Linked DNA regions of Homo sapiens: region 2 is linked to region 1. Evidence: read pairs that join two places in POLR2A ChIA-PET (ENCODE). Cell type or tissue: OCI-LY7. All regions are shown on one strand. Links, peaks and the distances in the headings refer to the core of each region. The heading gives the core; the rest is flanking DNA.

Region 1 (16,111 bases), core at 12,012-16,011:
GGAACTCCCATTTATAAAACCATCAGATTTTGTGAGACTTATTCACTACCACGAGAACAGCATGGAAAAGACCCACCCCCATGATTCAACTACCTTCCACCAGGTCCCTCCCATGACATGTGGGAATTATGGGAGCTACAATTCAAGATGAGATTTGGGTGGGGACACAGCCAAACCATATCACTGCCTATACCTTCCCACATCTTAAATTTCCTGAGAGAAGCTACTCTCAAACTTCTCTGTGCATTAGAATCAACAGGGTAGTTTTAAAAAAGTATAGTTGCCTGGGGCCCCTCTAGAGAAAGTGATTGCAAGGTGTAGCCCAGGTTGAAAACTTCTAGACTGAAATGAGCCTTCTCCAGCTCCCCTGGACTTAGGCATTTTCTTTGATTTGCATGTATTTCTTGACTTGAATATACATTTATATATTCATATAAAGCACATGCCATTTATATAATGCAATGAATTATAACTGCTGGCTACCTAGCAGATTTTTCCCCACTAGACTTTAATTTCTTGGGAACAAGGACATTGTCTCATTCATTTTTTGTATTTCCAGAGTCTAATGGGCGTTGAACACATATTAGGTATTTTTTTGTATAAAATAGTCTATTTCATATAACAAAATACCAATGCTCCAAGCTTCTACTGCTACCTTCTCTAGGGATTTTATTTTTATTTTATTTTATTATTTTTTTTTTTGAGACAAGGTCTCACTCCCATTACCCAGGGTGGAATGCAGTGATGCGATCTTGGTTCACTGTAGCCTTGACTTCCTGGGCTCAGGTGATCCTCCCATCTTAGTCTCTTGAGTAGCTGGGACTATAGGCATGCACCACCATTCCCAGCTAACTTTTTGTATTTTTATTAGAGATGGGGTTTCACCATGTTGCCCAGGCTGGTCTCAAACTCCTGGGCTCAAGGGATCACCCGCCTCAGTCTCCCAAAGTGCTGGGATTACAGGCCTGAGCCATTGTGCCCTGCCACAGGGTCTTTTCAGTCTTAGCTGAGTGTGTTCCCTCCCTCCTCTGTGCTCCTACAGCATTTATTTATTCTGTTAAGGTAGTGCCTTGAACTTATCAATATCTTTGAAGTCTTCCACTAAAGTTTAAGTTCCATTAAGGTAGGGGTTGTCTTTTTATAATCGCACATTATAAGTATAATTATATAATCAGTTAACATAGTACAAGAATGAAATGTTAAATTCTTGTTTATAGAATCAATTATACCTCAAACTAGTATACAAAAAATGTAAGTTTATCACTGAGGAAAATTCTAACGTCACAGAACAATGGCAGAACAAATATTTAAGAGCAAGATGTATTGCTGAATCCACGAGATTTTATTCTATTCTAAGCAATGTTTTTCATTTTAATTTTTTTTATACCCTTCTCACCTCTTTAAAAAAATTTTTTTTTGAGACAGAGTCTTGCTCTGTCACCCAGGCTGGAGTGCAGTGGTGCAGTGTCGGCTCACTGCAACCTCCACCTCCTAGGTTCAAGTGATTCTCATGCCTCAGCCTCCTGAGTAGCTGGGACTACAGGCATGCACCACCACACCCAGCTAATTTTTGTATTTTCAGTAGAGACAGAGTTTCATCATGTTGGCCAGGCTGTCTCAAACTCCTGACCTCAAGTGATCCACCCGCCTCAGCCTCCCTAAGTGCTGGGATTACAGGCGTGAGCCACCACACCTGGCCCCTTCTCATGTCTTTCTAGAAAAGTCCCATTTCCTATCATTTTGTTCCCAGTGTATATTTTGGCAAAGACTTGTTCTAATTCTTTCAGTTTGCATCAAACAGGTCATCTGTAGAGACTAGTCTCAACTCTCAGCAGAAAAGCCAACTGTCCATATTCTCCAGTTTCCCCTTCCAGCTGTTCGGAGCATCATTAAGTTTAAAGACCTCTCTTTCCTGTGGACCCAGAAGGTCTTGCTCTGCAGTTCCCTCAAACTTGAACACGGTGGCATCACTTTCTCATCAACAAACAATCTCAGGTGGACAGATGCTCTCTCAGTGTCTTCCTGGAGCAGAAAGACCTGGATAATCCCCATCCAAGACAAGTCAATTTCCTTCTGTCCAATTAGGACAGTAAAGCTGCTTGGTACCACTTCCTTGCTGCAGGCCAGTCGTGCTGAGCACAAGATGACTCAGGTGAACTTTCCTGGGGGGAAGCTGCTTATTCCAAAAGTAATGGGTCTATTAAAGACAGGAGCCCAAACAAAAGGATGTTTTTTTCCTGTGCGTAAAAAGGGCTGAAATTAGCGAACTGGGGAAAGAAAATGTGTTACAATCCAATGCAATGTGCACTCACGGAGTACCTCTTATTCACTCGTGACATGCTGATTCCTCTGGGGACCAGTCTGCAGAGAAGCCAAAAGGCTTTACGTAGGAACCTTATTCATCTTTGCATTCTCGAAGTGTGCAAATAGTAAGTGGACAATAGACATTCATTGAGTGAAAGATCCTGCTTCTGAATCCAGAGGAAGGGACAATGTCTAACTATAATTCAAGGGGTCAGGCAGGACTTCACGGAAGATATAACTTGTAAATTGGGATTAGAAGGATAGCAGAATCCAGGCCAGGTGTGGTGGCTCACGCCTGTAATCCCAGCACTTTAGGAGGCCGAGGAGGACGGATCACTTGAGGTCAGGAGTTCAAGACCAGCCTGGGCAACATGATGAAACCCTGTCTCTATTACAAATACAAAAATTAGCTGGGTGTGGTGGTGTGCACCCAGAATCCCAGCTACTCAGGAGGCTGAGGCAGGAGAATCGCTTGAACCCAGGAAGTGGAGGTTGCGGTGAGCCGAGATCGTGCCACTGCATTCCAGCCTGGGTGACAGAGTGAGACTCCATCAGATAGAAGGAAGGAAGGAAGGAAGGAAGGAAAGAAGGAAGGAAGGAAGGAAGGAAGGAAGGAAGGAAGGAAGGAAGGAAGGAAGGAAAGAAAGAGAGAAAGAAAGAGAGAAAGCAAGCAAGCAAGCCGAATTTTGCTTTTATTACTTATATACCAAAACTCGAGAGTTTTTTCCTATCACTTACACTATAGTCAAGAAGACAGTCACCTGTACTCTCCATCCATCCTCCTCCATCCATCCTCCCTTTCCCCAGCAAACCAAACCAAACCAGACCCAGAAAACCTAAACCTTTGAGAAACTTACCAGATACTTTCTCACCTAAAGTTACTTTTCTGTGTAATTTTTCAGGTACAACAATCTGCTGAAAATTCATTTCTTACCCCTTGTACATTTAACTGATAAACGTGATGAATTTAGAAAGAAATGTGATGAATTTAGAAAGAAAGCATATCAGTTCTTCATTCAGAAATGCAGCTATCTTAGGAGAAAAATGTGTTTCAAATGTCCGCAAGATATGCTATAATGGCTCAGAACAGGAAGAAATTAGCTTCATTTCAGTAACAGCCAGTATTCTACCACCTCTTAAATCAAGCAAAAACATTTATCACATAAAAGAAAATAAAAAAAAAGAAACCCCACTGGCAAGCAACATCCGGCAGTAACAATTTCACACTCAATTTATCCTGAGCAGGTTAATACCACACTGTGGCAATTTCATCTAGTCGACATGCTTCAGCTCACCCCTTTCTAACCTATTGTAAATGACCAGCAATCAAAGCCCAACTTGGTCTGTGTGCTGGTATGCTCAGGGTCAAGGTGAATTCACCTTGGTGGCGGGTAGGAGCAAAGGGTATCCCTCATAAGCCAGGAATGAAAGAACCACCAAATGAATTCTTAGTGCTTCCTGTCTAGCACAGAGCTAGTAGATACAAGCAATCGATTTTTCCATGAAAGGTGTCGATGCCAACACTACCAAGAAATCTATCTTTTGCCAGAGAGATAGCAAGGATTTAGTGCCCCTGCAAATTCTTATTGACTATTAAGATGTGCCAAGTTTGGGTCATACTGCAAATTTCCAAGATACATATACTCCTGAAAATATCATCCAAGCCTGCAAAGTTTTCACATGACACCATCACTCAATGACTATACTCAAGGAATAACTGCATCTGTCCTACAGGCTCCACAAGCATCACTTTTAGGATCTACAGATTAGTTATCTCAGGTAAGTTTCTCTACTGCTGCTCACCTAAGACTCACAGAATAAAAAAGTTGCTTTCCGATACTAGCTGGAAGCAAACATAATTAAGTGAAATGAGGCCGGGTGCAGTGGCTCACGCCTGTAATCCTAACACTTTGGAAGGCCAAGGTGGGCGGATCACTTGAATGGGAGGGGGAAAGGGGAGCCGGAGATTGCGGTGAGCCAAGATCGCACCACTGCACTCCAGCTGGGTGACAGAGCGAGACTCTGTCTCAAAAAAAAAAAAAAAATAAAGTGAAATGAGCATTCTGAATTATCAGCTGTTTTTGTAATTTCTGCAGTCATTCCTTTGAATTATTGCTTTTGTGAGACAGGGTCTCACTATGTTGCCCAGGCTGGAATGCAGTGGCGTGATCACAGCTCACTGCAGACTCGACCACCCGGGCTCAGTGATCCTCCCACCTCAGCCTCCCAAGTAGTTGGGTCTACAGATGCATGTGCCACCATACCCAACTAATTTAAAAAAATTTTTTTTGTAGAGACAGGGTCTCCCTATGTTTCCCAGGCTGGTCTCAAGCTCCTCGGCTCAAGTGATCCTCCTGCCTTGATCTCCCAAAGTGTTGGGATTACAGGCGTGGCCACCACTCTCAACCTGAATTAATTTTTATAGTTGAAATAAAACTGTCTTTTCTTGCAGACTGCATGAAAACCTATGAAAAGGTATTCAAAGTACAGGAAGCAGGCCTCCCACAGGCCATTTAGCAGAAGTTAAGACTATTTCTACACTACTGTGATTCTTTTTGGAAGTTTAAAAGCTTCAGATTGAAAACTAAAAAAGAGAGGAAAAGCGCCTGTCATTGAGACCTACCCACCATGGTGTCCTTTGAGACTAAAGATTAAATTATTAGTATAGTCACCATGAGTTTCTGCCCAAATGCAAATGCACTGACCTTCCAGAGAAATGAAAAATCTAACACAACTTCTGAGGAGATCTCCCAGAACCTGAAAGCAGTTTAGTCCAGGTCAATGCAGCAGGGGATGGGTGAGAAGGAGCGCGTGCATAAAATCACATTAAAGGTAAGTCATGACAAGGGTCATTTAAGTGACACGTGACTGCAATGCTGCATTCGAATTAGGTTAGTTCTGAGATTCACACAAATTGGGCCAGCTACCCTGAGCTCACAATTCCCGCAGCGGCCATGTCAAGGCTACCCTGCTTTTGGTGTGCGGCAGTGGGATCTTTCCCCAAATCCAGATGTGGAAGCTGCCATTCCCTCCCGTGACCCTCTCCCTGGCCACAGTGAATGGTCTAGAGCTGGAGAGGTGACATTCCGATGGAATCTCTTCCTGGGACTTCAGGATGTGAGCTGGGGGTACAAGAGCCCTTTCCACCATGGTTGAGAATCCCTGAGCTGCAGCCTTATGCTTTTCATGCAGAGTGAGTTCGTGAGTGTGAATGACACACACAGATAAGCAGACAGAGCTGACGGGATGCTAATGACATCTAAGGCCCTGTCCCCTCCAGCGGCTTGGCTATGTGAGCCTCTTTTCTGCTTCAGCTGATGTTACTGGTTGACTTGTGTCCCCCAAAAAGATATGTTCAAGCCCTAACTCCCAATACCTCAGGGTGTGACCTTATTTGGAAATAGGGTTGTTGCAGATGTTAATTAGTTGGAATGAGCTCATACTGGAATAGGTTGGGCTGTTAATCCACTATGACTGATGTCCTTATAAGAACAGAAGAGGGAGGGAGACAGACAAGGAGAACTCTAAGCAAAAACAGAGGCAGAGGTTGGTGTTTTGTTGCCATAAGCAAGGAAGCTGGAAGAGGCCAGAAGCTGGAAGAGGCCAGGGTAAATCTTCCTCTACCGGCTCAGAGAGGACATGGCTCTACCCACACCTTGATTTCACCAGCCTCCAGAGCTGTTGGAAATTAAATTTGTCTTTTTTAAAACATCCAAGTAGTGGTGCTTTGTTATGCTGGCTCCAAAATACAGCTGGTTTGAGGTGAGTTTCTGTCCCTTGCGACCAAAGCCATTGTCTAAGGGAGTGAGGTGAGCAGGTATCAATTTTAAACATTGTCTAAGGGAGTGAGGTGAGCAAGGTATCAATTTTAAACATTGTCTAAGGGAGTGAGGTGAGCAGGTATCAATTTTAAACATTGTCTAAGGGAGTGAGGTGAGCAGGTATCAATTTTAAACATAAAAAATGTTTTGCGGCCAGGTGTGGTGGCTCACACCTGTAATCCCAGCACTTTGGGAGGCCAAGGCAGGCAGATCACTTGAGGCCAGGAGTTTAAGACAAGCCTGGTCAACGTGGCAAAACCCTGTCTCTACTAAAAATACAAAAATTAGCCAACCATGGTAGTGTGTGGCTGTAATCACAGCTACTAGGGAGGCTGAGGCAGGAGAACAGCTTGAACTGGGGAGACAGAGGTTGCAGTGAGCCGAGATCGCATCACTGCACTCCAGCCTGGGTGACAGAGCAAGACTCTGTCTCCAAAAAAAGCCAAAACAACAAAAACTGTTTCGCATCCAAGTACCCTGTGCAACACAAAAAACAGCTGCTTCCTTAAAGAAACTATTGAAAACAGATCACAAACCCAGCCACAATTCTTTATTTTTGCATTAATATAACTTTCTCCTGAGAAATAAAACAAATAGATGGTGTTGGTTTTGTGAGCTTCACACTGGATTCAGTCAACCTTGGAAACTCTTTGAAACAATAATTAATGCCAGTTAATCACAGGGAAAGGCTGCCATTCAGCTAAAACTCTCAGGGCTTACAAAAGCACATTTTTCTTCCTCTGTTTCCTTTCAGTTAGACTATCAGATATGCAAACACTCTTCTCATTAGCCTCTTATTTTGCTGAATTCAGTAAGAAATTTCCTAGAAGACTTGCAGTTCTGGCTGGTGCTTTTCTGGGACCTGCGATTAACTAATAGTAGATGCCATTCCTTGGGACTCCGTTTTTTTTTGTTGTTGCTTTTTATCCTCAAAGAGCAGGGCTGTTGATTACGACAAGAACAAGGCTTTTGCCCCTTTCCTCACCTCCAGGAGGAAAAACCTGAGAGGGAAGAGCAAGCACTCCGATTTTTAGATGGGAGGGCATGGGCTGAGTTGAACTGTGGTCCCCCAAAGATATGTCCAACCTGCTTTGCAGATGTAATTAAGGTAAGGGTGTTGAGAGAAGGCCATCCTGGATTCAGGTGGGCCCTGAATCCAATGACAAGTCTTTACAAAATACAGGACAGGACGGGACCAGACAAGACAAGGAAACTGACCAAGAGGGCAAGCTGGACCCACATGAAGATGAAGGCAGAGACTGGAGCGATGCAGCTCCAAGCCACGCAGCACCAAGGATGCTGCAGCACTGGAAGCCAGGGGACAGGATGAAGCAGACCCTCCAGCAGAGCCCCCAGAAGAACCCCCACTCCACACCGACAACACTTTGATTTCAAACTTCAGGCCTCCAGAAATGTGACAGAATACATTTCTGTCATGTTTGAGCTGCCAAGTTTGTGGTGATCTATGATATCCTTAGGAACGAATTCAAGGCATCAACGACAGCGCATACTTTAAAGGGCGGGGAGGGGGGCCACAGTACAATGTGGGTCTGTACTTTTTTGCGATAAACTGTGTTCACAGCAGGACAAAAAACTTGGGATTTTTAGGATTTCACAGAAATTGCCTCATAATCAACCACAATGTTGAAGCTAAAGTTTGTCTGAAACCTTCCTCATCATGCAAATCTTTTATTAGCTCGTCACCTGTATGTGGTGCTGTGCTGGCAGAAAGTTAGGCTGAAACAAAACCCCCTTTGGAAACATAGTAACGCTGCACGGGCTGACATGGATCCCCGTGGATGTGCCCACCAGACACATGGGACCATGTGAGACGAACAAGACATCATCTGTGTCTGCTGGTAGTTATTTACACACATACTTTTTTTTTTTGGTATTTGTCATGTTTTCTTAGTGTATGGTAAAGGATTTTACCACTATGTGGTCATTAAAAAGAATGTCATCATCCTATAAGCATCAACACTGAGTTACTGCCAAGTGAAGGAAATTGTAGAACAACATGCATAAAACGGTCCTATTTGTATAAAAGAATACATGCCCTCCCACAGGTATCTATGTGCAAGAAACAGGAGCAAAGCAAGATACAGAACTCTACATCCTATATGAAAAAATTTACATGATCCAACCCCGTATTTGTAAGTATCTGCATGCCAGTGACACTATAGACCCAACTCTCAACAATAGCTACCTCTGGGAGTGGGTTTTTTTAAAGTAATGTGAGCTTATTGTAAATAAATAACTGAATAAGTACACTTCTTTGTACTTCTCTGAACCACATGCAATGGGCCAGATAGTACATATTTTCAGCTTTGTGGACTACGCTGTCTCTGTCTCAGCTACTCAAGGCTGGTATGGGCTAAAGCAGACCTAGAGACTATGTAAATGAACAGACGTGGTCCTGTGCCAATAAAGCTTAGGGAGTAAGTGGAGAATGTTTACTTTTTACCTGATACCAAGATTGGCAGCCCATAGGTGAAACCTGGCCCACTACCTGTTTTTTGTAAATAAAGCTTTATTGGAACAGAACCATGTCTGTTCATTTACATAGTCTCTAGGTCTGCTTTAGCCCATACGTAGCTGAGACAGAGACAGCATAGTCCACAAGGCTGAAAATATGTACTATCTGGCCCATTACATGTGATTCAGAGAAGTACAAACAAGTGTACTTACTCAGTTATTCATTTATTTATTTACGATGAGCTCACACTACTTAAAAAAAAAAACTTTTAGAAGTTGTCTGCTCAGACAGTGGCAGGGGATGCCTGGACAATCATCAACAATCTTCCTAGAAGCAGGTGGGAACTTGGGAGTTTTTAGGATGAGACAAGAAAAGCTCCATAGGCATGGGAAAGGGAAGTTGTTTAAAAACAAAGTGAAATAAAGGTTTGAGCAAAAATCTTTTGAATATCTACTCAATCCCCACACACCCTGCCTCCCTGTAATGGCTTTAATATTCCAAAAGACTTTGAAAGATAGCTTTGGTTTGTACAGCAAGCAGAGAAGTAGTTCAAGAGGCAGCCTGGGGGAGGTGCAGAGGGGATAGAGAAGCACTGAGCTGCTCTGAGGTCTACTTTTGCCTTACTAACCAATGGGCTGTGTGTTCCTAGGAAAATCACTCAGGTTTTCTGGGTCTCAGTGTCCTCAACTCTCAGAGGTTTAGACTAGATTAAATCTGTGGAACTTTCCTGCTAATGATATTTCTGGGAGTCCTAAGCAGGTATCACCTTGAACACAGAAAAGGAGGTAGAGAAGAGATCTTCCTGGTTGGTGCAAGGCCAGGTCCGGGAACCAGCCGGCCAGGTTGCAGCCTTTTTTCCCCGCCCAGCACATGTTGGGTGTGAGCGAGTGCAGATTAGGCAAGGCCCCAATTATCCCTCGGCTGGGAGAGGCAAGTGTGAACAATGAATCAGTCAGAAACTCCTTTCCAATATCCTCATCACACAGACAGTTAAATTGCAAACCACAAGACATATTTATTAATGAGTACATCCAAGGCCATCAGGCCATTTAAGAAGTTGTATTAAAAGGGCAAAAATCCCTCCAATCTTGCTCAGGGATGGTTAAAGGGTTCAGGGGTCCCTGCTCTTTGTGATGGATAGAGGAGCCAAATGACACATCAGGGTTCGCCCACAGATCCCTCATACATGCCATGGTTGAGCACTTCTCACTGGTCCTACCCCCAGTGCTGAGGGCCTTTTGAGTTTTTGACATCCATAAATAACCTGTGGGTACTACCTCCCTGCTTAGCTCACCACCAACCCAGGAAAAAAGGAACCAGCTGGGTTACCCCCAAACCTGGGTGAAACTGGATTATGTGCCAAGGAAAGCTTTGACGGACCAGTCTGGCAAGGCTGCAGCCTCTGCCCTGTTGGAGCTGTCATCTGGAGTTGTCCTGTGCTGGAAAATTCAAGCTGTAAGACAACAAGGGACTCCATCCCTAGAGGCCAGCACAGGCTTCAGGCTCATGCCTGAAGACTCCCACTGCAGAGGGTACACCCTCAGCTGCTGAAGCCTCTGGGCAGGGCCATAGTAAACAGTCTCCACCTCAACTCTCTATAGACAGAAGTCTTAATCATTTTAGAATTGGCTCCATGGAGTCACAGCTCCAAGCCAGCTTACAGCATTACATTTATATGTCGACAAGGGCTTCTGATCTTGGCCTTCTGTTCTGCAGTGGAACATCCTGGGGCCAATCAACCTCACAAACACCGGTGTCAAGGCAGGTGATGAACAGCACTTGGTTATATTAAAAATGTAGAAGAACTCTGTCAGGTTTAAAATTCTTAGGCATTTTCCTAGTCTTTTCTGCTTGAAATTGCTACCTACAGTTGTCATGGTGGTTTCCTTGGTGTAAGTTTCATATTCTAGGGGAAATCAGTGCCATCGTGGGAGCTAAAAAAAGGAGAACTCATTCCCAGGGCTGCCAATTGTAACCCTGGATTAAAGTGCCATGTGACTCAGCAGCTGCTTAACTTTTGACTAATAGATTTGTTTACATAAGAAGAATGAGAGGGTTTAAGCAATCAATGACGTCCTATCGGTTAAAAAAAGAAAAAAAAGAAAGAAAGAAAAATGACGTAGGCTGGGTGTGGTGCTTCATGCCTGTAATCCCAGCACTTCAGGAGGCCAAGGCAGGAGGACCACTTGAGGCCAGGAGTTAAGAGAGCAGCCTGGGCAACATAGTGAGACCCTGTCTCTAAAAAATAATAATAAAAAAAAATTAGCTGGGCATGATGGCATGCACCTGTAGTCCCGGGACTCAGGAGACTGAGGCAGGGAATCTCTGGAGCCCAGGAGTTTGAGGCTGCAGTAAGTTATGACTGTGCCACTGTGCTCCAGTCTGGACAACAGAGTGAGACCCTGTTTCTAAAAAAACAATAAAAATAAGTGACTTAAGATACAGCAGCTAGTTATCCTTAGAGATGTCACTGGATTATGAACTGATAGGCTCATGTTTATGTTTATAAATAGTATAAATAATATGTATAAGCTCAAATAATAGGGATGAGAAGGGAGGAGGTGAGGTCTTAGGTTTCATTCATTTGGCAAAAGCCTGTGATGAACCTGTGGGTCAGGCACTGGACACCTGATGAGGAGGAAAGAAAGGCTGTATAATCTGCGCTACCAAGAAGAAATCTGTATTCAATTCCTGGCCCTGCAGTAATCATCTGTACGCCTTTCGGCAACTGCTCTGGGCCTCAGTTTACTTACTTGCAAAACAAAGATGAGAGTCATACTCAAGCCATAGAGTTGATGAAAGGACTTTGATGAAGTATGCTTATAAAGTGCTAAGGCAATAAGAACAAACAATAATTACAACCATAACCACCTTTATTACACATTCCTGTCCTCAAGAGCTTAGTATGCAGAGCTTAGCAAACAGGTGACTGTAACTGGATAAGATGGTTAGTGTAATGTACAAAGTGAGGTGGGTGTGGGGAGAAAATTCTCCAAGGCTACTGTCTTGGGGAGTCAAAGAGGAATCACAGGAGAGAAGCTCTTAGACTTAAAAGAGAGTAGAAATTTACTCGGTAGTCAACCCCCCTCCTTTCCCCGCTCCTTCTTTCCTTCCTTCCCTCTCCTTTTCCCTCCCATTCATCCATCCTTCTATCCATCCACTCATCCTCTTATTGGGCACCAACCTTCTATCAGATGATGTTTTAGTTTCGGGGATATGATAGTACCTGTCATAAGCATACATTCTTGCAATGAGTGACAGATACTAGACATGGATACAAGCAGATAAGAATTCCAGATAGTCGGGGAACAGTGCCATGAAGAACCTAAAACAGAACCAGGGGAGAGAAGATGGCCTAGGGGTTGGGCAGGTGGAAGCAACTTTAGCTAGGTGATTAGAGGATACCTCTCCAAGTCAAAAGAGGCAGGTTGAATAATGAGAAGGAAGCCAAGATCTGGAGGAAGAATGTGCCAGGCTCAGGGAGCAGTGAAAGCCCAGAGATGGACAGTGTCTGTGCTTGAGGGGCAGAAAGAAGGCTAGCAGGGCTGGAATGAAAGAGGAGGGAAGATGTAGGTAATCAGAAACTTAATCTCAGAGGGCTGCATAAGCCAGGAGAAGATATTTCAACAGATTTTCAAAATTCCAAGGTTTAAAGGCAAAACAAAAACCCAGTCGAACACATGTTTTCCTCATGCTTTAGAACTCTTTTCAAACCACAAAGGAAACCTGGCAATCCACCCCACCCCCCACTTATTCCCTAAACTTCGTTATATAAGGGCCAACATCTTCTTTCATCTGTTGCCAGACCAGATACATTTGGCATCCTAAACAAGTTGCCAAAACAAAGCAGAAAGCTCAGCTTAAACTCTGTTAGAGGATGTTCTAAACTTCACAAAACACAATTCTCTATGTTTTCAAGTATGTTTATTTGGACAAGGTATACGGATATGAGCACAGACATAAGGAACCAGCTGCACAGAACCAAGACAATCTAGTAAAAAATTACTATTCAGCAGTAAGGAAAGATAAAAGCAGTCTTAAGTGTAAACAAGTATTTTTGCTTCATCTAGTGTTTATGAGCAACAAATGGCCTCAGTGTGAACCAGCAATGCTGAGAAGGACACAAACACGTATTTGCTAAAAACATTCCAGGCTTGGCGAATAATAAAGCAGCAGGGTTTGTTTCCTCTTTGATGAAGGTCCCCTCCCGTCAAAGGCTGCACCTTAAGCCTCTGCAGCTTAAGGTACAAGAAAGGCTCACGCTTGCTCATTCCCAGGGCTCTGCTTAGAAGCATGTAGCTAGGCCAGGTGCGGTGGCTCACGCCTGTAATCCCAGCACTTTGGGAGGCTGAAGCGGGTGGATCACTTGAGGTCAGGAGTTGAAGACCAGCCTAGCCAACATGGTGAAACCCCATCTCTACTAAAAACACAAAAAATTAGCCGGGCATGGTGGCACACACCTGTAATCCCAGTTACTCGGAGGGTGAGGCAGGAGAATCGCTTGAACCCAGGAGGTGGAGGTTGCAGTGAGCCAAGATTGCACCACTGCACTCCAGCCTGGGTGACAGAGCAAGACTCCATCTCAAAAAACAAAACAAAACAAAAAAATCCATGGAGCTGGGGTTGGTTTGTGAACCAAAGCAAGAGATTGAGAGGATCTTTGGCTTCTCTGTCTCTCACTACGGCATCTTTACATTCTGCACAGTCTGGAAACTTCCAATTTCAAGACATCTGCCCCATCTGCACCCCCCTTGCCCTGATAACCTGGTTCAGAGAACCAGGTAGGTTCTCTGGGCAGCACCACCTGACTCCCCACAGGACACATAGATCAACAAGGGCCGTTTTTTCACCTCTGATCATAAGCTCTTTCAACTGGCGAGTTTTCTTAAAGAGGTGGTAAATACCTTGCCTTTGGGTCAGACCCTATGGTTAGTGTGCTCTTTATCTTATTGAAACCATGAAGAAGCATTAACCTGTGGGGTTTATAATAAGAGCAGAAATTTAATTTCTGGGCCTTATGAAGGCCCAAATTCTACAACCCACAGACCCACTCTTCCTGCATCCTTCAAAGAGTTTTCTGGTAGCCCCTCAGACATTAAAACCTGCTTAGATGGTGACTGGATTTGTCCTCTTTAAAAAATTACAGAAATATGGACACAGGCTGCAGACATGTGGCTTGCTGACCAAGCTCCTGGGTGGTCTTTCCATAGAAATCATTGACATTCATTTGTCTGTTCATCAATGACTGAGCAAATAGTATGAGCAGGCACTGTGCTATATCCTGGGGGCAAATAGACCTAAAATGCTCACATTTGCTGCACTCAGGGATCTTTGGTCTACTGAATGGGGGGAGAGGGTGAATTTTAATTACGAAGAACTGTTACTTAGAGAGCACATGGTGTGTGTCACATTGGTACCTCCAGGTGGAGAGAAATGCAAGATTTGCTTTGCAATCAAAAGCAGAAACCACAGCTCTCTGATAACATTATGGGCCAGTCCAGGTCTGTCACCAAGAATAGACTTCAATAAGTCAAGGTGTTTCCCTATCTGTTCAGCCAATGCTAAGCACCACTAAGCACTATGCAGTGGTACATCTCATCTGGTTTGGGTGGTGGTGGTAGCTCCTGGAAGTCACGGTGCTCAGTGCAATGTACTATATTCTTGGAGAAACACCAAGAAAAAGCAGCACTCGCAGCTTCATGCATTTTGTAATCTGTAAACCTTTGAGAGCAAACAAGCAGTAGCATTAATGCTAAAGGTGTAAGAAAAATTTTAAACGGAAAAAATCCCAGCCATTGACTTCATCGTTATCTGTAAATTGGAAAAAAGCTGTGATTCTTCAATTGCACTCACAAAACAAGGCCCAATTCCTAAAAAAATCAAAACAGTTTGAGACCCACTGGTACAGATGGCGAAAAGAAAAAAGAAATGAAAGCATTCACTTGCAGATTCTAGAAGAAAAAAAAACTAACAGGCATGGCCAGATTTACTAAAAACCCACATTACAAACAAACAAACAACAACAACAACAAAAAACTCTATATTTACAGAAGGGAAAAGTATGGGTAACTATTTGCTTTATAAAATGGATCACTGTATAAGCTTCTTTTTAAAAAAAGACAAAATAGTATATCCCCAGAATGCACTTTAGAATTCAATTGAAAGAAGTTTGACTACTATACCAATCATAGCACTGTATAAAATAAGTCCCACAAGGGCACAGAAGGAAAAGGGGGCAGAAGAATGTATATCCGCAGCAAGTCCTTGAATCTGATACCCCATTCCCAAGATGTGATTTCAGACAAAACCCAAACAAAATAAAAACCAAATGGTCAGGCAAAAACACCTGTCCTGCCACTGTTCCTTGGACCCCGCCAGGCCTCCCTGGGACTCCAGCCTCCTCTCATAGACCCTTCCCCCTCGTTGGCAGCAGTAGGCCCCAAGACAGGTTTCCCTCTAGCAGTGATTCCCAACCAGGGGCATTTTGCCCACAGGGAATATTTAACAGTGTCTGAAGATATCTCTGGTTCTCACAGCTGGGGAGGGAGTGCTACTGTCGCCTGGTGTGTAGAGATCAAGGATGCTACTAGACATCCCATAGACAGTCCCCTGCAACAAACTATAATCCCATCCAAAATGTCAATAATGCTGAGGTTGAGAAACCCTGTTCTACAGGAGCCAAAATCATGACCATCCCTCCAGAAAGTCAGGTTACAAGAACTGAGTAGTTCACTTTCTGTCCTTTTAGGTGAGCTATTGTTTAGTTGAAGAGAAAAATCTGCAGGCTTCTGTTGTCAGGATATAATATTCCCTGAGCTTACTGGATAAGCCACTGATGCGAGGATTAGACTCACTGACACATGAAAATGCTTAGGCAACCGCCTCGAAAACATTGGTCAAAACATTCTAAGTGTTATAAGGGATGCTTGGCAAGGCCTCACGCTTAGTCTTAAAAAGCCTTCTCAAAAGTAATTTATACCAATGAGCCGTGGCAAATTCACCTATTCTATAAGTACGCAGTGACTCAACAAGCCTTTTGATCCATTTATAGAATGGCAACAATTATATTTTAATGAGTTATTTTCACTTACTTGTCAGAACCTGTTTTGGTAATCTAAATAACTTCACATCCTCTTAACATTCCTTATGAGGCTGTCTGAGAGAAAAACAGGCTCAGTTTTCTTTTAAGTCTCCAATCTCAGCTAAGTGACAAATGAAGCTGCTATAGCGACCACACTCCTGCTGGCTTATGGCCAAACTCACGTTTTCTTTTTTTCTTTTCCAACATCATAAATCTATTTTTTTCACAGATGAAATAACTTTCTGGTCCCATTTCTTCTTTCATGCTAGTATAGCACATTTTAAAACACTTTCCCCCCAAAAAAAGTCTTTACAGTATGATTCGATTAATAACTGGGTTTTTAGGAAAACTATTTTCAATATAAAGGCCAGAATCTCTAGATTTCTTTTACTGCATATCAAAGGTGGAAAGAGAGGCAATTGTCAAGCT
Region 2 (13,059 bases), core at 6,365-10,364, 220 kb before region 1:
TGGAATTCTTTCCTTATTCTCCTTTTAGTGGGGCAAAGAGAAGTAAGATTCTTAAACTCAAAAATATAGGATAAAGAAACTTACAGAGATTTTGCTTTTTAAAGCATTGATCTTACGCTGTCTAGGTTTTAATTTTGTTTTGCTTTGCTTTTCTACACAGTTTTTAAAGAAATATTTCAAGAAATGTTGGTTATTTATTAAACAGGGATATTTGTACCTATGTGGCAAAGAGGCATATTTGGAATATTCTCTGGCAAACTAGATACTTACTTCCCTATCGCTGCAGTATTTAGGAATTACTTCTTCTCCTTGGTTGTGTTGTTTAGAGTTGGATTTTCTGTAGAAATCTTTCTAGAGCTCTGATGTGACTCCAGACACTTTATCGTTTTTCTTTTTTTTGAGACGGAGTTTTGCTCTTGTTGCCCAGGCTAGAGTGCAGTGGTACAATCTTGGCTCACTGCAACCTTTGCCTCCCAGGTTGAAGTGATTCTCATGCCTCAGCCTCTTGAGTAGCTGGGATTAGAGGCAGGTGCCACCATGCCTAGCTAATTTTTGTATTTTTAGTTAGAGACAGGGTTTCACCATGTTGGCCAGGCTAGTCTCGAACTTCTGACCTCAGGTGATCCCCCTGCCTTGGCCTCCCAAAGTTCTGGGATTACAGGGGTGAACCACTGTGCCTGGCCCATTTTTCTTTATAAATATTGTAACATAATGTTTTATAGACAAACATTCAAGGGTACTTTGGCTTTAAGAACTTCAGGATTTCTGGTGCTAGAAAAGCGCTTGAAGCAGTATCACCAAGATTTTAGATATTAAAAAGTCTGGTGTACCAGACATTGAGTCATAATCATCTATATTCAAGGGATACTTTCATTGATAACTTTGTTATTATGCTGCCCTTCACAGAAGACAACGTCCGGGGCAGGATCACATGCTCCCTAGCAGATGCTGATCAGTGATGTCATAGAAATTACATGAATGCATTGTCTTTAAATAGCAGTTTAACCATGTTATAATGTAGGCTTTTTGTCTTGTTCCGGGCTGGTATTTGGGTGCCCTGATTGAATTACTTGGATTTAAACAGCAAACTGTGGGCTCTCGACTTACATAGTAAGGGCCTTTACTGTTTCTTTGTAGGAAATGGGTTTCTCGCCTTTGAAACATTTTTTCCCCTTTTGTAGTGACAGTGCCACTAAATAGTTCAGCTTTTGTCAGTCCCCCAGGAAAGTGCTATCCTATGGCCTAACTAGCCAAGCCTTTTTTCTTTCATTTAAAAGAAATTAGCTTTAATTTTTACCTTTAATTACTTATTCAAATAAGACAGAAATATATTTTCCTTGCAATAATTAAAACATTGCATATAGGCCATAAATTTCCTTATTTTCTCTGAACGATCCTGATTCCAGTCATCTTGTTGAATACCCTAGTTCTAATAATTGACTCTTGCTTTTCTAGAGAAATATTTCCAAATGATGCTAGTTTTGTCTCTTCCTTTCAAAGTTGTATACCACTTCTTTTTCTTGTCATTTTGCATTGCCTGGGACCTCCAGAATAATGTTTCATGAAGTAGCATGTATCCATATCTGGTTCTTGACTTTTTCATCATAATAATTGTTTTCTATGGGTTACTTATCAGTTTAAGAATGCTTAATTCCTAGATGAACTAAGAGTGTTTATTACATGTTGAGATTTATGGTATGCTTTTTCTTCCTCAAGATAATGCATTTTTTGTATTATCTGTTAATGTGATAGGTTATCCATTTGTGTATTTTCAATCATTGAACAACCCTTGATTTTTTTGGATAAACTCTATTTGGTCATTATGCATCATTCTATAAACCCTGCTGAATTTTTCATTTGCCAACATCTTATTTCAGATTCTTTTAATCTGTGTCCAACAATGAGATTTGTTTTCTTTTGCAATTTGTTTTGAATTTTTGGTATCAGAGCTATACTAACCTTATAATGGAAAATACATATTTCTCAAACTTTTACACTGATATATTCATAGTATTTTTTTATAATTTGAAAAATCTTGTCAGTATCTGTATTAAGGCCTCCATTTCAGTTCTGCTATTTCATATTGCCTTAGGTTGTCTATTTGTCTCTTTAATGAACCCGATTTTGATTTTGTCATTTTTAAAATAAACACATTTATGCTATAAACTTCCTTAATTACTACTTAGGCAACCTTCCCAGTATTGGTATGTTTCTTTTTTCCCAAGAATTCTTTAGGAGTATATTTAACTTCTGGGAGGAGTACTGATTTTTCATTCACTTATATATGATCAATTTCTGCAGATGTTTCCTGTGTCTTTGGTATGTTGTTAACTGTACAACTAAAATTTGCTTTCAGCCTTATCTATGCTCTTTGATTCAAGGAGGCTGAGTTTCCTGCTAGGATCCCATCTTGTAGTTCAGTGTGTAAATAACCAAAACATTTCCTCCCTTGAGAACCCCCCAGGCCCTGCCCCAAGTCATTTCATGAACTGAGGAAAACTTCAAATACAATGAACATTTTATTTTAAAAAACCTAACTAACTCACCACTTGGTAAAAGGTCACCAAATGTTTATGAGAGAGGAAATAAGAATAAAAAAGACATTTAGTTCTCAGGAACAAGTGTTAGAGAACTGATACACAACCCTCCAGAAATGAGGCAGAGATAATAGATGAAATGTTTCAACCTGTGTTAAAAAAAAAAAAAAAAAAATGCCATCAGAGGAAAAGACAGGGGCAGCACAAGGAACAGCACTGCCAATTTTAAGAGGGCGATCACCCTAACCAAAAATCACCACTTTGTTCTTGGAAGGAGAATGAACATTAAACAGAACTTAAAATCAGAGACTATTTATATTAAATAACTCTTCCCTTAAAAATGGCCTGACCACAGCAATGAATCTGTAAACACAGAGTAATATTTTTCCTACAGTAAAGAGTCACTTTAATCTCAAAAGATACTTTTCACTGTTCTAAATGACAGGATTTTAAGCATTTTTTCCTATATATAATACAGCATCACTTAAAATTTTATTTAAAGACAGTTGATTCAGGCCTGCCTTGGACTGGAAAGAAGTCTTTAACTTAGTGGGATTAGTGCTTCAGCTTGGTCCCAAATATTTTCCCCATTATTGTTTCTCAAAACTCATGTCATAGATGGTTTTACAGATGATGGTTTTACAGATGATGTCAATGCTGTTTAAAATCACTGAAGACTGAGTTGGGCCTGGTAATATTGGAGAGAACTGAAGGCAAGGATGGTTTAATCCCCAACTGCTAAGTATTGGATAAGAGATGATGGCCAGGAGTTTAGGTCTTCTCACTCACCAAAGACACGTGACCCATAAGACAGGGCCCTGCTTCCTTGATTCATCTTCCACCAAAGTCTAAACAGGAGGTTTTCACTATTTAAAAATCTTAGTAAAGCAATTGATGACAACTTCAAAAAAGAAAGAAACACAGAACATCCCTAAATACAACGTCTTGTTTACATCCAATAGACTTAGGTCTCCAAAGAAGCCTCCTTTTTGTTGTATTATTTCCTTTGGCTCTGAAAAGGGACAGAGCCTCCTCTTAGCTGAAGCTCTCCATTCACAGTACCTCAGTCTTTGCTTTTTCTTCTAAACAGACTCACCCTTTCGCATAGTTTTTGCTTTAACAAAGCAGGATTGTCACCAAGGTCCACATTGACATGAGAGTCTTTAGATGAAGCTTGTTTTCTAACTTGCTCCTTTCTTCTCCCATTCCTAGGGTACCATTCAAATACCAGCACCCACCCCCCACCAAAAAGATAGTTAGTTATCCACTGTAGCAACCTTGATATACATAGAAAAAATGTGAGAAAAACTATTTTAGGCACAGAGGTGATAAATGTTTCAAACCCTGTGTGTTCATCACTGCTTAGAGTGCCTATTCAGAGATTTTGAGACTGTGGCACAACAGCGAGTGCCTATAAGTGATGTCTCTCACAGCAACAAGGGAGTGGAGGTTCAGATGCTTGCATGGATTTATTGGTTAGCCATTGTTGTGGGACCTCCAAATATCTCCAGCAGGTAAGGAGGATAGGAATAAGGAGCAGAATTTGCCAAAAGCAAAGGCAGCCCTAGGCATGTTCTTTAGTGTACAAATGAGTAAATGAGTAAATGATTAATGATACTTTTTTGACTAGCCATCAGGGAGAAACCGCATCATAGCATGGATTCCTCATTCACAACTTGCTGAGAATTTTGCCAGTAGTTGGGTGGGCAACTTTGGGCAATTCAAACCACCTATGTGAGTCTGTTTCTTTAGTTTTAATGGTAGAAGTCCTGTGGAGTCACTGACTGACTTTTTGGTTTGAAAACTCAGTCATAATCTGTCCCTGAGCTGCAGCTGGCCTCCTGGAATCTACCCATAGCTGTGTGGAGGGCAAGAACTGAAGCATCCCCAAGCTCACAGGGAAGGATGCTCGAACCAAGTGCAGACACCTTTCTGGTTGGTCAGTGCCAGAGACTGAGCTGAAGGCATGGCAAAGCCATGGCCACTCCTTGGTGAGTGCCGAGCCCTTGCTCAGAGCTGGTGCCAAAAGCCACAAAGCACCACCTGGGTCAGAAGATGGGCCCCTACCTTAGTGACATTTCTGCTGGCCCCAAGGGAGGCTGGGAGTGACTGCTTACCTTGGCTTTCTGGAGTACAGTGCCTTTGCCTGTGACCACGACCGAGAGAGGCCTGTTCTTGAGTGTGGTTGCAGAGTTGACTGGGGTACAGTCTGGGGCAGAGGCAGGTGTGACAGCTTTGGGCTGTGGTTATAGGAGGAGAGCAAGGGCTGAGTCAAGGGGAGGGAGATGTGACCCACCCACCCCAACCCATGTCCAGGGAGCCCTGCAAGCAGCCCAGAGGCCGCAGTTCCAGCACTCACGCGGGGGCTCACATTCTCCAGGTGGGTGGTGTCCACGGTGGTGCCTAACGTCACAGGCCCTGCCTCAGCCTTCTTCAGGTTGTCCTTCACCTCCATGATGCTGAGCTCCAGGTCCACGCGCCTGCTCTCCTCGCCCCGGCACTCCTCGTCAATTTCCTTCAGCTTCTGCTCCAGGCTCGCCAGGACTTCCTTGTCTGGAGAGAGAATTATGCAGGTGTCAGAGAACAGCATCTCAGCCCAGGCCAGGGAGCCCTGCTGGGTGGAGGCAGGGTCTACATACCCCGCCACCCGAGAAGGACCACAGGTCTGGCCCCAACACTCAGAGCCAGGAGGGGCCTGTATGCCGGGGCAGCCTGGAGGCCTCCTTTAGCTAGCATTCTGCAAAGGCTGGGAGGCTCTTGGGGAGGAGAGCTCTGGCTTCACTAAGGGGCATGAGTCTGAGGCCTTAAGTCCCTTCTTGTAGGTTCTCAGAGACTCTTGGTTGCTTTGACAGTGACCCAAAAGGGTGAGGGGCTTTATTCATGGCCCATGGAGGAGGGCTGGGCAGCTTGACCTGCCCTACCAAGTTCCCTCAATCCTCTGGCTTCCCTACGCCTAACAGAGCAGGAGTCCTCAGCCCTGGCTCCTCCTGTTAACCCTGGACCTCTTGGGTTGATGCTGCCACACCGTGAAATGATGCCTAGGGCCTGTATCCTAGAAGCTCACTGCTGGAGGAAAGGATGGTATCACATATGTACCACATAGAGTCCTGAGCACAGGGCCACTGTTTAAGAAAAATTCACAGATGCTATTGAAGGACCATCTCTAAAGAGGGAAGGAAAAGAAAACGTATACTAATAATGTTTTGAAGATTGGAGTTTAAAAAAATACAGTTCAAGCTGGGTGCGGTGGTTCACGCCTGTAATCCCAGTACTTTGGGAGGCTGAGGCAGGCAGATCACTTAAGGCCAGGAGTTCGAGACCATCCTGGCCAACATGGTGAAATCCCATCTCTACTAAAAATACAAAAATTAGCTGGACATGGTGGCGGATGCCTGTAATCCCAGCTACTCAGGAGGCTGAGACAGGAGAATCGCTTGAACCCAGGAGGCAGAGGTTGCAGTGACCCAAGATCACGCCACTGCACTCCAGCCTGGGCAACAGAGCAAGACTGTCTCAAAAAAAGAAAGCCAGTGGGTGACTTTGCACCCTCAAGACCTTCCCTCACCAGTCAGCTGAGTTTGTCCTCAAACCTGCACCGCTGCTCTTGCTTATTCATACACCTCTACAATTTAAATAAGCACAAAGTTACTCCATGAAAACTAAGTCAAATACTTTGGAAAGGTTCTAGAAGAGGCAGGTTGCAGCTGGGCATGGTGGCTCACGCTCACACCTGTAATCCCAGCACTTTGGGAGGCCAAGGCAGGTGTCCCTTGGGCTCAGGAGCTCTAGACCAGCCTGGGCAACATTGCAAGACCCCATCTCAATATTTTTTTAATTTTGAAATTTTAAATGCAGCAGATTGCCAGGAAATAGCTGTCAAATGATACGAGTGTGATTTGGAAGATAATCTAGAAAGACTTCTTGGCAAGTATCTTAAGTTTTTGTTGACTTTCAAGAAATGAAGGCTGGAAATGAAGGCTGATGCATTAACAGGTGTAGTTAATGCATGAAGGATGACATGAGACTCCAGTCAGCCAACCAGAGCTCAAAAAATCTGCAGTGCCAGGTCCTCAAAAGATGGGCCAAGGAATATGCATTTAAGTGACAATAAAACACGGCCTATGCATAACCCTGTAAAACTTCCTTTAACTAGCTTTTACGATGACCTGCTGGTCCTATTGATGTTCCGTCAGAGGCTTTCTCTCTCTGTCCAGGAGAATGACCTTTCAGACAGGATTGGAAGAAAGGACACACAAGGGAGCACCCACCCAGGCCAAGGGTTGAAGGGGCCAGGGCCCACTGATTGAGAAGGTGTGGTGACAGCCAGATCTTCCGCCAAAAAGTTAAGCCTACACGGCCCTCTGAGCTGAGGGTCCCTCCCCACTGGGGGCCCCCTTACCTGTGCATTTCAGTAGGGTTTCCTTTAGCTCCCGTTTCTCTTTCCGGAGCTGAGCCAGGTGCCCCCGGATTTCTTCCTTCTTCTTTTCAAGCCTCTCCTTCTCCTCTGTGTACCGCTTCACCTCAGCTTCTGTCCGATTCTTGCCAAGCTTGATCTCTACAGACCCAGAGAGGGAAGCCCCAGGTAAGCAGAGCTGGATCATGAGGGCTGTCCCCAGTCTACTCCCCAGGCTCGGATAGAACCTGGGGCTTTGGCACAAAGCCCTGCTAGGCTGGATGCCAGACCTGGACAGGTCCCTCTACCTCTCTGAACTTGTTTCCTAATCTGAAAACGATGGTGTGATGGTTAATATTGAATGTCAACTTGATTGGATTGAAGGATGCAAAGTATTGTTGCTGGGTGTGTCTGTGAGCGTGTTGCCAAAGGAGATTAACATTTGAATCAGTGGACTGGGAGAGGCAGACCCGCTCTCAGTCTGGGTGGGCACCACCTAATCAGCTGCCAGCATGGCTAGAATAAAGCAGGCAGAAGAACATGGAAGGACTTGACTTGCTGAGTCTTCCCCAGCCTTCATCTTTCTCCTGTGCTGGATGCTTCCTGCTCTTGAACATCAGACTCCAAGTTCTTCAGCTTTTGGACTCTTAGACTTACACCAGTGATTTGCCAGGGGCTCTCGGGCCTTTGGCCACAGACTGAAGGCTGCACTGTCGGCTTCCCTACTTTTGAGGCTTTGGGACTTGGACTGATCCACCACTGGCTTCCTTGCTCCTCAACTTGCAGAAGGCCTATCGTGGGACTTGACCTTGTGATCGTGTGAGTCAATTCTCCTTAATAAACGCCCTTTCATATATACATCTATCCTATTAGTTCTGTCCCTCTAGAGAACCCTGACTAATACAGATGGAATCGGGCTAACTTCCCCAAGCACAAGTACCTGCACTGGTCACGCGCAACCTGTCCTTCACAGGTGGGCTGGCACCAGGTGGGGTGGCCACCACGGCATCCGGGCAGCTCGGTGGGAAGGAGATTCTCTGCTGTTCCGTCTGGATTTTGACGGTGGTGATTCTCAGGGAAGGATCCTCTGGCTCCAAACTCTCCAGCTGCTTTGGGGGAAAGCAGACCTGACTCAGCTGGCTGAAGGGGCGCAGGAAGGTGGTCTTGCTGTCCTGCAGGGGAGGCCTGTACCTGTTCTCCCAGGTTCTCTGGACACTTTATGCAGGGCTCATCTGGGGTGGGACCTGGGCCTGAGTCTGCCGGGAGGGCCTCAGTTGCATTGTCCAGGCAGGACAACGTCGGGGAGGAGGCCTGGGCCTGTGCACTGCTGGGGCCATGCAGAAAGGACTTGACAGGTGTGAGGTCCAGGTACACTCGGTCAGATTCTCTCTCATTTGGGTCATCTGCAACAGGGGTGGCTTCCTCGGTAGGCTCCACCTGCAGGAGAGAGTGAGTCTGGGGCATTCAACATTACCTCTACTCCCTCAGCTGTGGAGGGGGTACCAGCCCTGCCTCACAGTTCTGGTGCCCATCTCACAGTGTTCCAAGAGATCTCCCTCCCTGCTGGGGGGGCCACTGGCTGAGTCCTAGATATGTCACTCGAGGTGGAAGACCCAGACAGAGCACTTAACTTCCCTGAACCTTATTTCCTCATCTGTAAAGAGGAAAAGAGCAGCATCTTCCCATAAGGTGGTTAGGATTCAAGGAGATCATCTGCAGGAGGTCCTCAGCTCAGCACAGGGTTCAGTGCCCAAAACGTGGAAGTTGCCATCGGTGTGATCATCCCACTCAACAACCGATTTGGACCTGGAAGCCTACTGGTACCTCCACTCCCAATCCCACCACCACACCCCTAGCCCTGACGAGAGGGGTTCACCGGTGTTTCATCTAGATAAGTCCCCAAGCCAAGCAAACTGCACAGCCTCACATATAGGAGACAGCCTTGTTGCACTTAGGTGTCTGCACTACTGGCCTGGTAGGTGACTCAGAACCCACTCATCTCATCTCAGGGATACTCTAATGATCTCTGGCATCCAGGTGTTGAGGTTGGTAGGAGGAGGGCCTGGAGAGGCCCAGGCCACTGCCTGGCCGGGTCCTTACCGCAGCTGTGAGCTCTGACAGGTCCACGTCGTCATACAGCTCCTCCTGGCGGTCCTGGCTAGGCAGGCCATCGATGTAAGTGTTGGGCTCTGAGAACTTTCTCTGCATCAGTCTGGAAACAGGGCGAGGTGGCACACATGAAGCAGCCGGGGCAGGGTGGTGAAAGCACCAGACTCCAAGGATTCCCAGTGAGGAGTGGTTGCCGTGAAAGTGGTGGCCACACAAGAGATCTGGGGGCTGACACTCACCTCCATGGATCTGAGGGCACCTCCTCCCTCTTTTCCCAGTGCCTTCTTCCTGAAATTCTTGGTTCGAGATTTTCCTCCCAGAAAGACAAGCTTCCCTTGCCCATACGCCTCGTCCTAGGATCCCTTTGCCATCTTCTCCCCCATTCCTCCCTTCTAGGATCTCCTTCCAGCAACCACAACAAAAAACCCCTTCTCATTTCATCTTCACAATACACTTGGGGTGGCGCAGGCCAGACACTATCCCCGTTTGGTCCATGAGAAAACTGATTCTGTTTCAGTGGCTCAGCCGGCTTCCACGAGACTGGCTCTACCACCCTGACCAGAGAACGCCCTCTCCCTCAGCCCTAGTTTGCTCATCTGGAAACAGAAGCACCACCCCCTGACCTGCTTTTCTCCAGGGTGTGCTGGAGACCCAGTGAGGGATTCACCAGAAGGACAAGTAGGAGGTCAGGAAAGGTGACAGCTCTGCCTGGAGGAGCTGGAGAGTCTAACTGCCTCTGAGGATGCCAAAGCTGCCCCCGGGGCCCGAAGCCTGGCTCGGCTCCTTGCTCTTAGCTCAGCTCCTGGCTCTTGGCCGGGCCTCCCTGAGGGCTACTCCTTGGCTTCACATTTTCCTGCTGCTGGGCAGAGTGGGGTGGGACCCTGTGCTCCCTGCTGCCCCTGACTCTGGCTGACCCAGGGCCTACAGCATGGCCAGGAATAAGAGAGTGTACGGAGGAAGGGTCCAAATTACTCACAAGAGAGAGTTTTTGGCCGCACTCACAATACAGGAGACCCTATCGGCATCCACATAGTCGTAGGTGAACTCTTCTGGGTCTGTCTTGGAGCCTGACTCAGAGAGCAGGAGACCCAGCCAGTGGCCCATTTCCTCGGAAGACTTGGCCTGGAACGAGGCCAAGAGAGACATAAGCAGGGCCAGGCAGTGCTGCCTGGTGCCAGCCCCTCCCCACCAGGCCATGACCGTACCCCTACCCCTGAGCCTGCCCACGAAAGCCTCTGTAACAGCCCGGGGCTGTGCTTCTCCTGTTCACCAGCCTATCCCACCCCCCAGTGGCCCCAGATAATATTTCCTGTCGTCAGTGACATCTTGATGCCACCTCAATAATGCTGTGGACTTTTGTCCCAAGGGCCATATGAGATGTATATACATTGTGTTTCTAGGAGGTGAAAACTTATCACCAGGTGGTCACTATTAAAAACTGTTAGTGACCACCTGTTAATTAATAGTTTTTAAAATGATTAAAAAATTGTATGTCTTTTAAGTTGACACTTGTATTTTATGAACAATGCATGTCATTCCCCCAATCCCATATACAACAAGACTTCCTGGATCCCCAAGAAATAACAACATTCAAATTTATTTTGTTCATGGCTTCAGTAAAGTCGGGACATCTTTTAAATACCTTACACTAGCTCAGCTGCTAAATCATCATCAAAATCCCAGTGAATTTGGTATTTTTTTTTCCAGGGGACAATGCATTCTAATCAAATGCATCCATTGGGTACCTCAATTAAAATGTCCACACTGTTTCTTACCTTTATAATGAGAAAAAACTGCCCATTTAATCAAAGCTATAGGTTTATTTTGATGAGGAAAATCAGCCCCCTTTGGTATAACCCATAGCTCCATCACGTTTGCTGCTACATTCTCTTCATCAAAGAGGCCGTGATGAGCAGAATTTGACATTTAGTTGGTTTCCTTTTCCCAGTTTTTTTTTATTTTAAAGACAGAATCTTGTTCTGTCGCCCAGGCTGGAGTGCAGCGGTGGGATCTTGGCTCACTGTAGCCTCTGCCTCCCGGCTTCAAGCAATTCTCCTGTGTCAGCCTCCCAAGTAGCTGGGACTACAGGCGCCCACCACCACACCCAGCTAATTTTTGTATTTTAGTAGAGACAGGGTTTCACCATGTTGGCCAGGCTGGTTTCAAACTCCTGACCTCGGGTGATCCACCTGCCTCAGCCTCCCAAAGTGCTGGGGTTACAGGCGTGGGCCATCATGCCCGGCCCCCACTTAGTTTCAACTGGATTCTAAATACAGCTTTTCATGGGCCTCCCCTAGTCCAGGCTGCGTCTCTGCCCTGGACAGCTGCGACAGCTTCCTAGCAGGTCCCTTCTTGCCCCCTCCGATCCACTCCCACCCCAGTAGCTGGAGGAAGCATCTCAAAACCCCGATCTGAGCTTGCCGCCCTCCCCTGAAAGCCATCAGGGCTCCGTTGCTCCTAGGATCAAGCCCTGTCCCTCCCGCTCCAGCCTGTCACCCAGACCCCAGTACAAGTCTATAGCACCCTCCCCACTTCTTTCCAGCCATTGTAGCCCAGCGATTGGCTGGGTAATTTGCTGAATAACATCACACTCCCAAACTAGGATGTAAGTGCCACAAGGACGGAGTCCATATTGCTCTTGTCCACCATATTCCTGTGCTGAGAAGATGTCTGTTGATGGGGAACCTCTGAATGGATGAATATAAGCTACAAGCTGGACCCTGGGAAGCAATTGCGATGTGGGTCTTTCAGCCACCAGAGGGCAGGATTGGAGCAAAGTTTGGATGAGGACCTCCACATCAAAGACTAAGTGAACGGACATTCACGGGCAAGTGTGTGCTTCCATGCGTGGAAGGGACTCGGTCTCCGCCTGCCGCAGCTTGCAAAGCGTTATGTCACTTCTTATTTTTGTAAACGTAACATCACATCAAAGGGAGGATGGGGAGCGAGAGGAATGTAATTGTATCACAAAGCGAATTTTTTCCCCCAGATAAGCTCTAACAGTGTGGTTTTTACGTACTGGGCCTAGAGGCTCTCCCAGCTGGTGATACCCAAACAAAACAACACCCACTTTGAATCCCCAGCAGCTTTTCCAGTAGCTCAGAGAACTAAAAATACTCCTTCTGCCCTAAGTGCAGGAAGTAGCGCATGGTTCCACTCTTATAACGCAACTACTCTGAGGTCAGAAAAGGAATGGAAATTTTTAAAAATGCAAACAATCTCAGGCAAACGAAGTAAAAATAACACGCGGGGACATTGATTCTCCCTTAGTAGCATTACAGTCCTGGAGACTGGCAGCAAACAGCCACCACCGCCACACCCTGGCTGGCCCTGCTCCCCCTGCAGGCCGGCGGTACCTCAAGCTTGGCCAGCTCCTCGCCCTTGTGGAGGATGCGGAAGGAGTAGAGGTGGTCGGGGCTGGGGTCTGGGACCACCTCGCAGCCCACCAGGCTGAGGGGTTGCTGGGCCACCTTGCTCCGGTTCCGGTCCTGGTAGAAGTGCAGGTGATTGTCCCTGACAGAGCACCAGCGAGACTTCCACTGGCTGTTCACCAGCACGTTCAGGTAACCTGCAGGAGGAAGTGCAGATGCAGGAGGGGACAGGGCTGCAGGAGGGGACGCAGATGCAGGAGGGGGCGGGGCTTCGGGAGGGCACACAGATGCAGGAGGGGGCGGGGCTGCGGGAGGGGAAGCGGATGCGGATGCAAGAGGGGACTGGGCTCCAGGAGGGGACGCAGATGCAGGAGGGGACCGGGCTGCAGGAGGGGACGCAGATGCAGGAGGGGACTGGGCTGCAGGAGGGGACTGGGCTGCAGGAGGGGACGCAGATGAAGGAGGGGGCGGGGCTGCGGGAGGGCATGCAGATAAAGGAGGGGGCGGGGCTGCGGGAGGAGACGTGGATGTGGGAGGGCACGCGGATGCAGGAGGGGATGCGGACGCAGGAGGGGACGGAGCTGCAGGAGGGGTCGCGGATGCAGGAGGGGACTGGGCTGCAGGAGGGAGCGGGGCTGCAGGAGAGAGC

Evidence for each region. ChIA-PET counts read pairs that join two places held together with the same protein. Peaks named below come from ENCODE experiments on the same cell type or tissue, not always from the same donor. Only the 100,000 strongest peaks of a DNase experiment are listed, where the experiment ranks them.
Region 2: POLR2A ChIA-PET joins it to region 1 with 6 read pairs; 3 of 35 experiments call an interaction of 5 or more read pairs at or near these places.

Annotation. Positions count from the first base shown.
Region 1 is chr10:114,509,966-114,526,076 of GRCh38, forward strand. The region is part of intron 6 of ABLIM1 (actin binding LIM protein 1); the gene reads right to left. Among named protein-coding and RNA genes, the nearest start is that of AFAP1L2, 110 kb to the left of the region's middle. RefSeq lists an enhancer at 8,943-9,462. In OCI-LY7, for the core only: a CTCF peak has its summit at 14,006; DNase peaks (open chromatin) are centred at 14,076 and 15,826; H3K4me3 peaks cover 3,723 bases; H3K27ac peaks cover 2,802 bases.
Region 2 is chr10:114,292,324-114,305,382 of GRCh38, forward strand. It overlaps AFAP1L2 (actin filament associated protein 1 like 2), which reads right to left. Exons shown (of 19, transcript NM_001001936.3): 11 at 12,396-12,607; 12 at 10,016-10,161; 13 at 9,031-9,142; 14 at 8,122-8,367; 15 at 7,871-8,039; 16 at 6,937-7,092; 17 at 4,897-5,090; 18 at 4,655-4,777; 19 at 2,501-3,745. The coding sequence ends at 3,719. VWA2 (von Willebrand factor A domain containing 2) reads left to right here. Exons shown (of 14, transcript NM_001272046.2): 14 at 1-2,166. Among named protein-coding and RNA genes, the nearest start is that of VWA2, 60 kb to the left of the region's middle. RefSeq lists a silencer at 12,646-12,695. In OCI-LY7, for the core only: no CTCF peak of the experiment used is centred there; no DNase peak of the experiment used is centred there.